2 separate regions of the Homo sapiens genome follow, and region 2 is linked to region 1. Evidence: read pairs that join two places in POLR2A ChIA-PET (ENCODE). Cell type or tissue: HepG2. All regions are shown on one strand.

Region 1 (8,000 bases):
CACACCATTCTCCTGCCTCAGCCTCCCAAGTAGCTGGGACTACAAGCGCCCGTCACCACGCCTGTCTAATTTTTTGTATTTTTAGTAGAGATGGGGTTTCACCGTGTTAGCCAGGATGGTCTCGATCTCCTGACCTCATGATTCGCCCGCCTCAGCCACCCAAAATGCTGGGATTACAGGTGTGAGCCACCGCGCCTGGCCTAGAATACAATTAATTTTTACATATGGATATTTGTTTATTTATTTGAGACAGAGTCTCTGTCTGTGCAGTGGCGCGATCTCGGCTCACTGCAGTCTTCACCTCCTGGGTTCAAACGATTCTCATGCCTCAGCCTCCTGAGTAGCTGGGATTACAGATACGCACCACCACGCCCGGCTAATTTTTGTGTTTTTAGTAGAGACAGGGTTTTGCCATGTTGGCCAGGCTGCTCTCGAACTCCTGACCTCAAGTGATCTGCCCACCTTGGCCTCCCAAAGTGCTGGGATTACAGGCATGAGCCACTGCACCCGGCCATATTGATATTTATCCTGAAAACTTGCTAAACCCACTTACTAGTTTCTAGCAGTTTCTTTGTAGGTTCTGTTTCATTTTCAACATAGATGATATTGTCCACAGAGAAGGACCATTTTACTTTTTCCTTTCCAGTGGAGATGCTTTTTTTTCTTCCTTTTTTCACAGGCTAGAACCCCCAGTACCATGCTCAACAGAAGGTGAGAGCAGGCATTCTTGTATTGGTTCTAATCTTTGGGGGAAAGTATTTAGTTTTTCACCATTTATTGTGATGTTTAAGGTGCATTTTTCTCACATGCCCTTTATCAAATTGAGAAAGTTCCCTTCTCTTCCTAGTTTGCTGAGAGTTTATTTTAGTCATGAATGGATGTTAAATTTTGTCAAATGTTTATTTCTGGCTGGGCACGGTGGCTCACGCCTGTAATCTCGGCACTTTGGGAGGCCAAGGCAGGTGGATCACCTGAGGTCAGGAGTTCTAGACCAGCCTGGCTAACATCGTGAAACCCCATCTCTACTAAAAATACAAAATTAACCAGGTGTGGTGGCGCGCACCTGTAATCCCAGCTATTCAGGAGGCTGAGGCAGGAGAATTGCTTGAACCCAGGATGCAGAGTTTGCAGTGAGTGGAGATCGTGTCACTGCACTCCAGCCTGGGCAACAGAGTGAGACTTTATCTCAAAAAAAAAAATAAATAAAATAAACAAAATCAAGGTAATGCGTGCATACAGATTTTCTAAAATAGTGCAATAGCTTCCTTGGCTTCCTTTTCCCTCTTCTGAACCTGTTCTCCAGAGACAGCTGCTCTTCAGGGCCCTTAGCTCTTTGTGGACTTAGTTCTGGCCATTGCCTCCACATCTTCAGATGGCAAACGCATGCAACCCCCCATTTGATGGATATTGACCCAGGGCCTCCTGTGTGTCAGGCACTGTCCCAGGCCCTTGTGAAACTCCAGAAACAAAACAGGCAAAGATCCCTCCCCTCTGGGAGCTGATATAGGGGACTGACCTCATCCTGGAGCAAACATAATTCCCGCAGGGGCAGATGGACAACAACTGATAAACACCATAAACCCGTGAGTGGGGTGCACCTGAGAATGCAGGAAGCACTTTGGAAAAAAAATAGCACAGGGTAAGGGGAGAATCAGGAGTGCCAGGAAGAGGGGTACGAGCTAAAGTAGGCTGGCCAGGGAACACTGAGCTGAGGAGACGTTTAAGCCAAGGCTTACAGGAGAGGAGGGGCTAGCTACATGGAGGTGTGGGGGGACAGGAGCGGGTGTTCCAGGCAGAGGCCCCAAGGCAGGAGTGTGTCTGCTGTGTTCAGGAATAGCAAGGAGGCTGGTGGGCTGGAGGGGACCCTGGAGTCAGAGATGAGGAGGAATGAGGAGAGGAGGCTGGGGGGCTGGAGGGGACCCTGGAGTCAGAGATGAGGAGGAATGAGGAGAGGAGGCTGGGGGGCTGGAGGGGACCCTGGAGTCAGAGATGATGAGGAGGAATGAGGAGAGGCGCCCCATCACTTAGGGTCTTGGAGGCAATTGTAAGGACTTCAGTTTTTTTGTTTTGTTTTGTGTTTTGTTTTTTTATCAGAGAAAAATGAGGAGTGCTTGCTAGATTCTGAGCAGAGAAGTGGCATGTGCTGACTTGGGCTTTTACAGGACCGCTCTGGCTTCTCTATTGAGGATGGTTCTCGGGCAGAAGTAGGGACGCTGGTTAGGAGGCCAGTGCATTAATCCAGGCGAGAGATGGCAGCTGCCTGGGACCAATGGAGGGGACTAAGAAGGGTGGGTTCTGAATCATGGAGCAATACTGAGGGTAGAGGCGACAGCACTTGTTGATAGATTGGATGTGAAGAGAAAAAGAGAGAATCAAAGACACTCCAAGTTTTATTTGCTGGAGCAACTGGAAGGACGGAGTTGACAAAAATTAGGGTGGGGCAGCTGCGGAGGGAGGTCAGATGTCCAGTCTGCGGGGTGCGGAGGTGGGTGGCCCCCTCGATGGTCTAGCTGGGATATCGTCCATTTTAATTGGATGCGGTCCACTGGAGTTGGGAGCATGGTTTGGGCTAGAGGTGTGACCTAAAGAGCTGATGACAGGAAGATGCTATTTAGTGCCATGGGACTGAGTGCGATCACCACTCATCTCTTATCTCTGCATCCATGTGGACCCGTTATCTCTTCCTGCTGTGATGGCGGAGCAGCAAACCCAGTCCCATCCTGCTCCTTCCAATACAGGAGGACCATTACTTTTATTTATTTATTTTATTTTTTTTAACTTTTTTTTTTTTCCCGAAACAGGGTGTCACTCTGTTGCCCGGGGTGGAGTGCAGTGGCGCAATCACAGCTCACTACAGCCTCTACTGCTGGGGTTCAAATTGTCCTCCTGCCTCAGCCTCCCAAGTAGCTGGGACCACAGGTGCACACCACCCTGCCTGGTTAATGTTTTTCTTTTTTGTAGAGGTGGGGTCGCACTTGGTTGCCCAGGCTGGTCTCAAGTGCGCACTTGGTTGCCCAGGCTGAGCTCGAGTGATCCGCCCACCTCGGCCTCCCAAAGTGCTGGGATTGCAGGCGTGAACCACCGCACCCAGCTGGGCGGCCCAGGACTTTTAGCTGCCGCTTGCTTCACGAAACTTTGCTACAACCCCATCTCAGAAGCCACAGAAGACACTGTCCCAGCGTCTCTCAGCTGACTCTCCTCTGGGTTGTGAGGATATGAGGGTCCCTGCCCCGCCCCTCGGGGCTTCCCTCCGCCCCACTCTCGCCCTCTGCATCTCTGCTTCTCTAGCCTGCTGCGGAGACTGGGGCTGGAGGCTCCTCTGTGACCAGCTATCCTTCGGGCCTTTTTCACAGGCTGGTCCTAAAAGTGGGAGATTGATGGTGGTTATGTGACTATGACACGGCCCATGAAGATTCAGGCACAGCTGAGTGGCACCGTGGTCATGGCTGTGGGTTTTCTCTGGGTCTCAGCTTGCCCTCTCTCTCTGTTTGCACCATCTGCCTCTGTCACATCCCGGGCCCTTCTGACTTCACCGTGATAGCGAAACTCCTCTGAGATGCCGTGGGGCTGAGTCCGCTGTCAGTTTGACTGGATGAAGCTTCAGTGAGCTCGAGCCTGTCCCTCTTCCGCTGAAAGGGAAACCCTGGGGTCTGGCCTTTGGTTAGAATATTGGGATGCCCCAGCTGTGTCTGTGAGGGCGTTTCCGGGGGGAGATTGCTGTGAGGGTTGGGAGACCAAATGGTGAAGACCCACCCTCCATGTGCGTGGGCACACCCAGTGGCCGGGGTCCCAAATGGAACAAGAAGGCAGAGAAAGAATGAATTCCGGCTCTCTCCCGAAGCCAGCTCACTTCTGTCCTGGACGCCAGGACTCCAGGCTCTCTGGCTTTTGAACTCCAGGACTCGCACGCATGGCCTCCTGGGTTCTCAGGCCTTTGGCCTCAAACTGAGAGTGATGCCAGCGGCTTCCCTGGCTCTGAGGCCTTTGGACCAGGAGTGAGTCACAGCCCGGGCTCCCTGGGTCTCCAGCTTGCAGGCGGCCTGTCATGGGACTTAGCCTCCATAATTGAGTGAGCCAATTCCCTTCCAAACTCCCTTCTCACCCCTCTGTCTCCCCGCTGTGGGTTCTGTCTTCCTGGAGAACTCTGACTGAAACAACTCCTTTGTGGGAGAAGTCCCGGCCGTTTGGGAGCCCCTGCCCCTGCTCTAGCCTGGAGGTGGCTTGGAGCTGCTGCTCAGCGTGTGTCCAGGGACAGGTTCCTTTCATGCCCTTCCTGAGGCAGAGCCAGATTCCCATGCCCCATTGCTGCTACTGCTGCTACCACTGTTCCTACGAGTGCGACTGCCGCTGCTACCACCAGCATCACCGCCAGAGCTACTGCTACCACTGTTACTATGGGTACTACTGATACCACAGTGCCACCAATACCGCTTCTACCAGCACTGCTATTCCTTCTTCTAAATTGAGGTGAAATTCACACAACGTAAAGTTCACCACCTGAAAGTGTACGACAGTGGCGTTTAGACATTCACAATGTTGTAAAACCCCTATCTCTATTTTTGTTGTTGTCATTGTTTTGATTTTTTGAGATAGAGTCTCACTCTGTTGCCCAGGCTCGAGTGCAGTGGCGTCATCTCAGCTCACTGTAACCTCCGCCTCCCGAGTTCAAGCGATTCTCCTGCCTCAGCCTCCCGAGTAGCTGGGATTACAGGCATGCGCCACATGCCTGGCTAATGTTTTGTATTTTTAGTAGAGACAGGGTTTCCCCATGCTGTCCAGGCTGGTCTCGAACTCCTGACCTCAGGTGATCCGCCTGCCTCAGCCTCCCAAGTGCTGGGATTACAGGCGTGAGCCACCGCGCCCGGCCCCCTATCTCTATTTAGTTCCAGAACAACCCATGGAAATGGAAACCACGCACCCTCTAAGCAGTCACTCCCCGTCTCCCTGCTCCCCCAAGCTCCTGGCAGTGGTGAGCCTGTTTCCTGTCCCTAGGGAGTGCCTGTTCCGGGCGTTTCATGGAACTGGAATCACACAGGCACGTGCCTTCCGCGTCTGGCTTCTGTCAGCACAGCGTCTTCCGCGTTCATCCCTGCTGTGCACGCATCAGCATCGTGCTCCTTTTTGTAGCTGAATGCTGTCCCCTGCACGGATAGACCACATTTTGTCTGTTCATCCATGGATGGACACGCGTGGCTTCCACCCTTTCCGATCGTGGATAATGCTGCTGTGAACACATGTGTACGTGTATTCGTTTGGGTCCCCTTAGGGTCTATACCCGCAAGGGGACTTGATGGGTCTACGGACGTTCTGTGGTAGCTGTTGGAAGAAGCCCTGTTGCTTCTTGGTGCTCCCTGCTGAGCATATCCTAAGGAACTTTCCAGGAAGGATCTGTGGGGGCCAGACTTCCTTAGACCTGGCCTGTCCCCCACTCCATCACAGCTGGCCCAGAAGCTGCTCCTCTCTCTCCCTGCCGAAACCCAGAGGACTGTTCTGTAAGAAAGTGGACACCCTTGCCAGCGGATGCTGGGATGCAAAGCACAGCTCTGCATCAGCATTCCTGGGTCCCGTCCCTGTCAAGATTCCCTTGCCCATAGCTAACAGGAAAGCAAACTGCACAGCGCTGCTCAAGGGAGAGTCATGTCCTGACCTCACTTTGTTTGCGGGACTGGCCAAGTGCAAGTCCCCGTGGGATGGAAGAGGAAAGGGGGCTCAGGGAGGCAGAGCTCCCGCTCCAGGCTCAGAGGGAGTCAAGACAGAGCCTGGCGTCCTCACTCTGTGACCCCATGCCAGGGCTCCCTGCCCAAGGGTAAAGAACCTTGGATGAGGTCCAGGTTCATTAATCCCTCGCCAGCACGACTCTGGGCAGGGATCTTAGTCAGGGAGATTATGGGGGCCAGGTTAGAGGAGGTATGGGGACCTGGGCCAGCACAAGGGGAAAACCTAACTCTGGGGCGGGGAGGGAGGTCAGGGAAGGCTCCCTGGAGGAGGAGGTTCTGGGGGCCAAGTCTTAAGAATGCAAAGCAGATAGTCAGGAGGAAAGGGGCTGATGGAAGGAGGGTGATTCTGGCAGTCATAAAGCTTGGGTGAGGTGGGAGAGTAGGGGCAGTGATTAGAGGGACAGGAAGGGACCCTCCCAGGAAGGAGCTTGACCGCCAGTGCAAATGTTTAGATTTTATCATGAAGGCCTCGGGAGGCCCTGGACAGCTCTAAGCAAGAGGAGCTATGGGATAGGAGGTCGGATCCCATCTGGAAATCTTATTCTGGATCAGCAAGGGGTGAGCCGAGGGAGGGACCCCAGCACCCAGACCTCTGTCTTGCAGGGCTGGAGTGACTGTCAACAAGCTAACCAGTGAGACAGGCGCGAGCCCACACTCAGGGACTTGGGCTTCCCTGGAAGCCTCATCCACTCCCCATCTCACCCAAGCTTTCCTGCAAGCCTGGAACGCCTCATTTCACCAGACCTCTTCCTCCTGAATACCCCACGCGTCCTTAAGCGCATACACCAACTTTCACGCGAAGCAGAATCACGTGGCATTCGGAACTTCGTGTACGTGTGAAATGTAAAAGTCCTGAACTGCACCAAATATCAGCTTTCACACACGCAGCAACCATTTCTCTGCAGCCCATCACCCAAGGACCAAATCTCACACTCAACTTGACAGGTGTGGAAACAGCTCATGACTGGGTCGTACCTGGCTCCCGGGGACAGGACAGCAGTGGCTGCCAGGCTGCTGGTGGGCAGTTCAGGGCCAGCAGATCCCACCCCACCTCCCCTCCAAGCCCCCACGGGGATGTGGCCCCCTGGCCTTTATTCCTTCATTGCTTGAAAGCTGGTTGGCAGTTTGTTCTCAGCCTGGCTTTGAGTCTGGGGACCCCAGGACAGGACTGGTCCCTGCTTTCCTGGAGCAAATGTGGCTCGGAAACAGCCGTAAAGATGCCCAGCACCAGGCAGGGACCCGTGGAGGGCCCACAGGGGTGTGAGGGAGCCCTGCTCTATCAGCCATGTCACTGGACAGGTTGCCTCAGCTCTTGAGACCTCAGGATGAAACATGGCATGTTCTAGAAGCATTTGTGACCAGGAGAGCTAGAGACTTTCCTAAGGGTCTCAACCAAGCCCTGTGGGGCTCCTTGGCGCCCCAGCCCTCAGAGGGTCCCGCTGGTGGACGAGGGGCTAAGGAGACCTTGGCCAGACTGGCACTGGGAGAGCAAATTCTCCCCTTTCTCCCACCCCATGAGCATGACCCCGAATGGTTCTCTGTCCATTCCGGACCTCATCCTCTCCGTCGTAAATGAACAGACTGGATCAGACCACAGAAGTTTCCCGTAGCTCTGGCCTGCGTTCTGTAACTCTAGACAAGCTAGGCCATCATGGCTCCTCCCCCAGGACAGATGATGAGCAGAAACAGAGGGTGTCTTTCTGTAGATCACACAACAGAGGGATACCTGAGTGGAGGACAGACAGAGGTTTCTGAGCCACCGCCTAAGGCTCCTACTGGCAGCAAACCAAGAGGTGTGGCAAGTGCAGGGCGGTGCATGAGTGTTTGCAGGTGCAGGGCGGTGCATGAGAGAGTGTTTGCAGGTGCAGGGCGGTGCATAAGACAGTGTGCGTAGGTGCAGGGTGGTGCATGTGTGCTTGAACATAGGCATGAGACAGTGTGTGCATGTGTGTGAGTGTGTGTTTGGGGGAGTGGGCTGAGCCCACTCAAACCTCTCCCCAACCCCCAGCACTTTGTCCAAACAGTTCCAGGCAGCCTGGATAGGCTGGGGTATGGATCTCTTTTTCTGGCCTCTTGACCTCCCCTGGAGGCTGGGAGGCCTCCCCTTCTCCTCAACCCCATGTATTTTTAGGCCATCTCCCTGCAGGCAAGATCCCCGGAGACCATGGTGCAGGCAAGTGTCTACAGCTGTCGCCTGGAAGCCTCCTTTCAGGCCAGCAGCAGTGGGGGCAGGGTGTGCAGAATGAAGTGGCCAGTGGTGCCTCTAGACTTCAGTTCTCTTAG
Region 2 (8,000 bases), 140 kb before region 1:
ATTTTAAATCTAAATTATGGTTCAAATATTGATATTTCTAGACCTGGTCTAATTCTAAAAGAATTTACTTTGATGAGCATTTTTGAGACATAGGTTAATATTTTTTAAAGTTTGAATAACTGATGTGCCTGTTCTTGTTGCAGACATATGCTTGGGTGAGCAGTGAATTACTTTCAAACATAAAAATATTTTTTATTACAATAAGGTTTTGGAGAAGAAATGAAACAGAACCCAGAGGTAAAGAAGAAAAGGATCAAAAAGAACCTGCCCTTTTATTGGGTCACATTGCTACCTTATTTCTATTTCATTGGATACACTTAAAAGGATTGCCCAAGGAAAACTGGAGGCAGATTGCACTTAGAAAAAAAAAGCTTTCTTGCAAAGGAGCCAGACTTCAGAAGGACTGACTCACCAAATACAAAAATCCAACAAGTATTTAAAGGGAAAAAAAATTCCCAAGAGAATCAAGGTTAGTAAATGTACATTCCTCTGTCTCTGGTGGTTAGCGGCAGCTTCCTCACGTGATTATGCTAATCCTAAAAGCTAGGACACCGGCTTGGAAAAGCAAAAGTCACAGCTAAAATTCTTGTTATTGTAGAGTCCAGGTCCACAGGAAGTAGTTAAGGTTTTATAATTTGGGGACTCTGTGATTTTTGGTTTCAACTGAAGAACTGTGACTTCTTCAATGATATTGGAAGCAGGATAAAATGTCAGCTTTGGCTTCTATAGAGAGAACAGCAGTTTTATTTTTTTAAATGCCAAAATTTACAGTACACTGGAAATCACATACTTTGCAACCATGTAAACTTCATGGTGGAAAAATGGTAGCTGTCAATCTTAAAAGGTGTCAAGGGCTATTATTTTTTTAAATTATTTTCCAGGCCATGTGGGTGAAGACACTTGGAGGCCATGACCCTAGGCCAGTTCCTTTTTGGACAGAAGAAGAAACTGAGGTTTAGGGGAGGAGAGTGACCTGTCCACTGTCCACAGCTGATAACAAGCAAGGGAGGCGGTGCAAACGCCCAACAGCCCAGGAAAGATGACACCCCCACCACCCATCGTTAGAGAAAAGTAAATTAATGCCACAGCACACCCCCTAGGATGGCTAGAACTTTTTATTTTTTTTAAAAAAAAGAAAATAACAAGTGTTGGTAAGGAGGTAGAAATGTTGCAGCCCTCAGAGATGGCAGGCTGGAGTGTAAGACGATGCAGCTTCCATGCGAATTCTGACAATTCCTCAGTAAGTTACACATGGAATAATTTATTGAATTATTGAAATTATTTGAATAATTTATTCAAACTTTTTTTTTTTGAGATGGAGTTTCGCTCTTGTTGCCCAGGCCGGAGTGCAGTGGCATGATCTTGGCTCACTGCAACTTCCACCTCCCAGGTTCAAGCGATTCTCCTGCCTCAGCCTCCTGAGTAGCTGGAACTACAGGCACACACCATCATGCCTGGCTAATTTTTGTATTTTTAGTAGAGACGGGGTTTCACTATCAGGCTGGTCTTGAACTCCTGACCTCAGATGATCCACCCACCTCGGCCTCCCAAAGTGCTGGGATGACAGGCATGAGTGAGCCACCGCGCCCAGTCTCAAACTTTTAAAAACAGTAACCGCGCCCAGTCTCAAACTTTTAAAAATAGTAACCAATGTCTTTTAAAATGCTCATCAAGTAAACTCTTTTAGAATTAAACCATATCTGGAAATATCAATATTTGAGTCATAATTTAAATTTAAAATTTCCTGTGTAAACATATGACTCAGCAATTACACTCATGGGTATACACCCAAAATACTTGACAGCAGGTGTTCAAACAAAAACTTGCACACAGATGTAACAAGCAGCATCATTCACACTCACCAAAAGGTAGAAACAAAACAAATGTCCATCAAAGATGAATGGACAAACAAAATGTGGTCTATCTATATAATGGAATACTATTTGGCCATGAAAAGGAACAAAGTACTTAGCCGGGCATGGTGGCTTATGCCTGTAATCCCAGCACTTTGAAAGGCACAGGTGGGAAGATTGATTGAGCCCAGGAGTTCAAGACCAACCTGGGAAACATAGCAAGACCCCGTTTCTACAAGCAGAAAAAACAATTAGCCAGGTGTGGTTGTGCACAACTATAGTTCCAGCTACTTGGGAGGCTGAGGTGGGAGGATCTCTTGAGCCCCGGAGGTCAAGGCTGCAGTAAACTATGATTGCACCACTGCACTCCAACCTGGGTGACAGAGCGACACGCTGTCTCAAAAAAAAAAAGGAATGAAGTACTGATACATACTTTAATATGAATGGACCGTGAAAAACATGCTCAGTGAAAGAATTCAGACATAAAAGGCCACATATTACACGATTCCACTTATAGGAAATATCCAGAATAGGTAACTCCATAGACAAAAAGGAGATGGGAGGTGGCCAGGGGCTGGGGGAGGAGGGTGGGAAGTGACTGCCTAATGGATTTCTTTTTGGTATAATAAAGACGCTTTGGAGCTAGATGGTGGTGATGGCTGTATAACATTGTAAATGGACTAAGTGCCACTGTTAAATGGCTAAAATAGTAAATGTTATGTGCATTTTTTTTTTTTGAGACAGAGCCTCCCTCTGTCTCCCAGGCTGCAGTGCAGTGGCGCAATCTCAGCTCACTGCAACCTTCACCTCCTGGGTTCAAGTGATTCTCCTGCCTCAGCCTCCCTAGTAGTTGGGATTACAGGCTCACACCACCACGCCCAGCTAACCTTTGTATTTTTAGTAGAGACGGGGTTTCACCATGTTGGCTAGTCTGGTCTCAAACTCCTGACCTCAGGTGATCTGCCAGTCTCAGCCTCTCAAAGTGCTGGGATTACAGGCATGAGCTACTGTGCCTGGCCCTGTTATGTGTGTCTTACCACAACTAAAAGAAAACAGATTCTGGGGCCACATCTTAAAAAAAAAAAAAATAGTGGAAGGCAGATAATGACCATGTTTCAGACAGGGTTTGCCCAGTGGCTTCCACAGAGCTGTCCCATCTTTGGGGTGGTTAATAAAAGCTTCTGTTGGGAGACTCAGAGGGAAGGGCTGGGTGAAGCGAGCCTGACTTGTCCTCACCTGAGATCCATCAGCTCCCACCAGAGCCCGGCAGGAGCCCGGACTCCTTGGTCGGAGAAGCACGGAGAAGGTGGCCAAGGGCACCGCAGAGAGCCCCAGCAAACTTCCCCTTCGGGTTTTTCTGGGCCCCAGCTGTGGGCCGTCAACCAAACTTTGTGAATCGACACTGGTGACTCGACATGGAAAATGACTCTCCGTCATCCGATTCAAACGTCATCAGATTGCTTTTGGTGTGGGAAGCAGAGCACACCTTAACAAACACCTCCCCAGCTGTCCCTTTTAATAAAATACACAGGTTGAATGTATTTCCAATTCTGGAATTAATCAGGGAAGTGGGTGGTTTTTTTTTTTTTTTTGAGATGGAGTCTCGCTCTGTCGCCCAGGCTAGACTGCAGTGGCACTATCTCAGCTCACTGCAAGCTCCGCCTCCCGGGTTCACGCCATTCTCCTGCCTCAGCCTCCCCAGAAGCTGGGACTACAGGCGCCCACCACCACGCCCGGCTGATTTTTTTGTATTTTTAGTAGAGACGGGGTTTCACCGTGGTCTCGATCTCCTGACCTCGTGATCCGCCCGCCTCGGCCTCCCAAAGTGCTGGGATTACAGGCGTGAGCCACCGCGCCCGGCCGGAAGTGGGTTTTTTAATCACCAGCTCTCGGGAGAAACACATTCTGGAGAGCAAAAGGCAAGAACCAACCTTTTCAACAAACCAACCTGCGGAGAAACCCCTCTGCGAGTCCAGTGTTGTAAATGAAAATGTTACCAGGCCGGGTGCGGTGGCTCACACCTGTAATCCCAGCACTTTGAGAGGCCGAGGTGGGTGCATCATCTGAGGTCAGGAGTTCGAGACCAGCCTGACCAATACGGTGAAACCCTGTCTCTACTAAAAATACAGAAATTAGCCGGGCGTGGTGGCAGGCGCCTGTAGTCCCAGCTACTCAGGAGGCTGAGGTGGGAGAATTGCTTGAACCCGGGAGGCGGAGCTTTCAGTGAGCCGAGATCACGCCACCGCACTCCAGCCTGGGCAATCGAGCAAGAGTCTGCCTCAAAAAAAAAAAAAAAAAAAGAAAGAAAGAAAAAGAAAAAGAAAAGAAAACGTTAGCTACACACACAGCTTAGGGGCGGCTCCCTGAAATTTGTAACTGTTTAGCCCCGGGTGTGTCTGTCCAGGATGGGTCATGTCTTTCAAGCTGCACATGCCCACAGGAGAGCTCACCCCCAAAATGCTGCAGCTGTCACAAGGTTGCCTCTTGTTCATTTGGTTCTTAACATGGTTGTTCTTCGGACTTTGATAAAGAATGAATGGTTTTGGCTGGGCGCAGTGGCTCACACCTATAATCCTAGACCTTTGGGAGGCTGAGGGGGGAGGATCGCTTGAGTCCAGGAGTTTGAGACCAACCTGACCAACATGACAAAACCCCATCTCAACTAAAAATACAAAAAAAGTAGCCAGGCATAGTGGCGGGTGGCTGTAATTCCAGCTACTCGGGACACTGAGGCACGAGAAACGTTTGAACCTGGAAGGTGGAGGTTGCAGTCAGGTGAGATGGTGCCACTGCACTCCAGCCTGGGTGACAGAGGGAGACTTTCTCTCAAAAAAAAAAAAAAAAAAAGAATTAATGGAAATGGTTTTGGCGGAGTGCAGTGGCTCACACCTGTAATCCCAGCACTTTGGGAGGCCAAGTAGGGAGGGTCACTTGAGTCCAGGAGTTCAAGACCAGCCTAGACAATGTAGAGAAACCACATCTCTACAAAAAAATTTTTTTAATTAGCCAGGCGTGATGGTGCGCACCTGTGGTCCCAGCTACTTGGGAAGCTGAGGTGGGAGAATTGCTTGAGCCTGGGAGTTCAAGGCTGCTGTGAGCCATGATGGCACCACTGCACTCCAGCCTGTCTCAAAAAATAATAATGAATAGAAAAAGAATTAATGTTTTCCATTTATATCGTTTTCAAAAGAGGTTTGCTCCTCTCATATGAAACTGAGACAGTCAATTCTGCAAAGAAATTCAAATGGCCAGTAAAGCATAGGAAAAGATGTTCATCCTTTCTAAAGAACCAAAAGTTCCAACAACAATCAGATGCTATTTGGATCTAATGATTGTTTTTGAAGGCAATACTTGAGGCTGGGGCCCTGCCACCGCCCACCCAGAATGAGACCCATTAATCATCATCACCCAGGGCTTACTCTTTCTTTTTCGTTATTGGTTTTCACGTCCAGCTTTGCCATTGATCATACACGAGACCTGGGGCAAATCATTCACTCCCTCTGTGCCGAGTTTTCTCTTTGTTCAGCTGAGGAGCTCCACGTGGTATTTGCACTGTAGAGTGGGCAAGGCCCTCTGCTATTCCGTAGGCTGAGTGGGGCCCCGTCCTGCTACAGTGACCCAAAGGCAATTGTGAACACAAGACAAAAGCGTTACGTATTTTGTGTTGTTTTCATCTGTTCCTGCTGCTGTCACAAAACACCGCAGACTGCGTGATTTATAAGTAATAGAGATTTATTTCTCACAGTTCTGAAGCTGGGAAGTCCAAGGTCAAGGATCTCCGCTTCCCAGATGGCACCTCGTTGCCACATCCTCCAGAGGGGTAAAATGCTGTGTCCTCACATGGAGGAAGGGAAGCCCTTTTATAATAAGGCTCTAATCCTGCCAGGCACGGGGGCTTATGCCCGTAATCCCAGCACTTTGGGAGGCTGAGGCAGACAGATCACTTGAACTCAGGAACTCAACACCAGCCTGGGCAACATGGCTAAAACCTGTCTCTACAAAAAATTTAAAAATTAACCAGGTGTGGTGGTGTACACCTGTGGTCCCAGCTACTCGGGAGGCTGAGGAGGGAGGATCACTTGAACCCAGGAGGTGGAGGTTGCAGTGAGCCAAGATTGTGCCATTGAACACCAGCTTGGGCAACACAGCAAAATCCCATCTCAAGGCCACGCGTGGTGGCTCACGCCTCCCAGCACTTTGGGAGGCCAAGGTGGGTGGATCACTCGAGGTCAAGAGTTCGAGACCAGTCTGGACAACATGGTGAAACCCCCGTCTCTACTAAAAGTACAAAAAAGTTAGCCGGGCGTGGTGGCAGGACCTGTAATCCCAGCTACTTGAGAGGCTGAGGCAGGAGAATTGCTTGAACCCAGCAGGTGGAGGTTGCTGTGAGCCAAGATCACGCCACTGCACTCCAGCCTGGGCGACAAGAGTGAGACTCTGTCTCAAAAAAATAAATAAATAAATAATACAAATCTCATCTCAAAATAAAATAATATAATATATGAGGCTCTAATCCCTCCCCGGAGGGCAGAGCCATTACGGCCTTCTCACTCCTCAGTACTGTTGCACTGGGGATTAAGTTTCAACGTGAATTTTGGAGGGACACAAACATTCAAACCACAGTTAAGTGTTGACAGTGTCCTGAGGCGACAGGTCCTTGCTTCCCTCTCGTCCATGTTGATGATCAGGCGACCCGCTGGATTGGTTTCCTGCGGCTGCTCTGAGAAAGCACCACAGACTGAGGGCGTTGAGCCACCCAGGTGTGTTCCCTCGCAGGTGTGGAGGCCAGAAGTCCAATCCAGAGAGGCCGTGCTCACTCTGCAGGCTCTGCAGAGGTCCCGTCCTTGCCTCTCCCAGCTGCTGTGGACGCCAGTGATTTTGTTTCATGTTTTTGTTTTTGTTTTTTTGAGACAGAGTTTCACGCTTGTGGTGCAGGCTGGAGTGCAGTGGCGCCATCTCGGCTCACTGCAACCTCCACCTCCCGGGTTCAAGCGATTCTTCTGCCTCAGCCTCCTGAGTAGCTGGTGTTACAGGTGCCCGCCACCACGCCTGACTAATTTTTGTATTTTTAGTAGAGATGGGGTTTCACCATGTTGGCCAGGCTGGTCTCAAACTCCTGACCTCAGGTGATTCATCCATCTCGGCCTCCCAAAGTGCTGGGATGACAAGCGTGAGCCACCGCGCCCAGCCGGGACACCAGTGATTTTGGCCCACGCCTTCCTGTGTGCTGCTCGGTATGAAGGAAAGCCCTTTCCCTGAAACCCAGAGACCCTCCACCTGCTTTTATTTTTCACTTTTGATAGAGACACAGGTAGTGGAAATAGTTTGCTTTCTTCTTAACTATAAGAAAAGCAACAGCATAAACACAGTTACAAACAGTGGTCAACCTCTGGTCTCAGTGCTGAGTGACCCTAGAGAGTGCTGGGATCTGTGGCAGGAATGAGAGGCTGGTGAGGAAGCCGCCTATCCTCATGTGTCGACCAGCCCAGGGTGGCCCGATGACCCTGTTTTTGTTTTTGTTTTTTTTGAGACAGTTTTGCTCTCGTTGCCCAGGCTGGAGTGCAGTGACACCATCTCGGTTCACTGCAACCTCCGCCTCCCGGGTTCAAGCGATTCTCCTGCCTCAGCCTCCTGAGTAGCTGGGACTACAGGCGCGTGCCACCACGCCCAGCTAATTTTTGTATTTTTAGTAGAGATGGGGGTTTCACCATGTTCGCCAAGGGGTGAACAGGCTAGGTGTGCCCAGGGCACTTCATCCCATCTGCTCAGCCACACCAAACCCAGAGATTCAGGGTGCAACCTGTGGTGATCTCGAAGTGAAAATATTTCCCTTGGATTATCTCATAACATTTCACAGTGGAACTAGAAGGAGGATGTTGAGGCATAAATGAAGCCAAAGGCTTAATTGGAGGGATGTGGAAAGGCAACGGAGAGGCCGCAGCATGGTTGTGTGGAAGAAGGGCTTCAGCGTTGTTGAGTTTCAATTGCAAAGCCACCTGGAAGCAGATGGGGAAAGCCTCTCCATGCAGGAGAAAGAACAGTAAAAGTTCCCAAGAAAATGTTCTCGAGAGCCTCAGCCCCAAACGCAAAGTGCTCAAAGAGCTGCCACTGATGCCCAATATCAGGCCAGCCCAGCCTAGAATAAGG

What was found. Peaks named below come from ENCODE experiments on the same cell type or tissue, not always from the same donor. Only the 100,000 strongest peaks of a DNase experiment are listed, where the experiment ranks them.
Region 2: POLR2A ChIA-PET joins it to region 1 with 5 read pairs; 3 of 35 experiments call an interaction of 5 or more read pairs at or near these places.

What each region holds. Positions count from the first base shown.
Region 1 is chr17:79,885,150-79,893,149 of GRCh38, forward strand. No RefSeq gene overlaps it. Among named protein-coding and RNA genes, the nearest start is that of LINC01978, 30 kb to the right of the region's middle. RefSeq lists an enhancer at 3,387-3,888. In HepG2, no CTCF peak of the experiment used is centred here; a DNase peak (open chromatin) is centred at 3,972; H3K27me3 peaks cover 3,794 bases.
Region 2 is chr17:79,749,174-79,757,173 of GRCh38, forward strand. No RefSeq gene overlaps it. Among named protein-coding and RNA genes, the nearest start is that of ENPP7, 22 kb to the left of the region's middle. In HepG2, no CTCF peak of the experiment used is centred here; no DNase peak of the experiment used is centred here; H3K27me3 peaks cover 1,651 bases.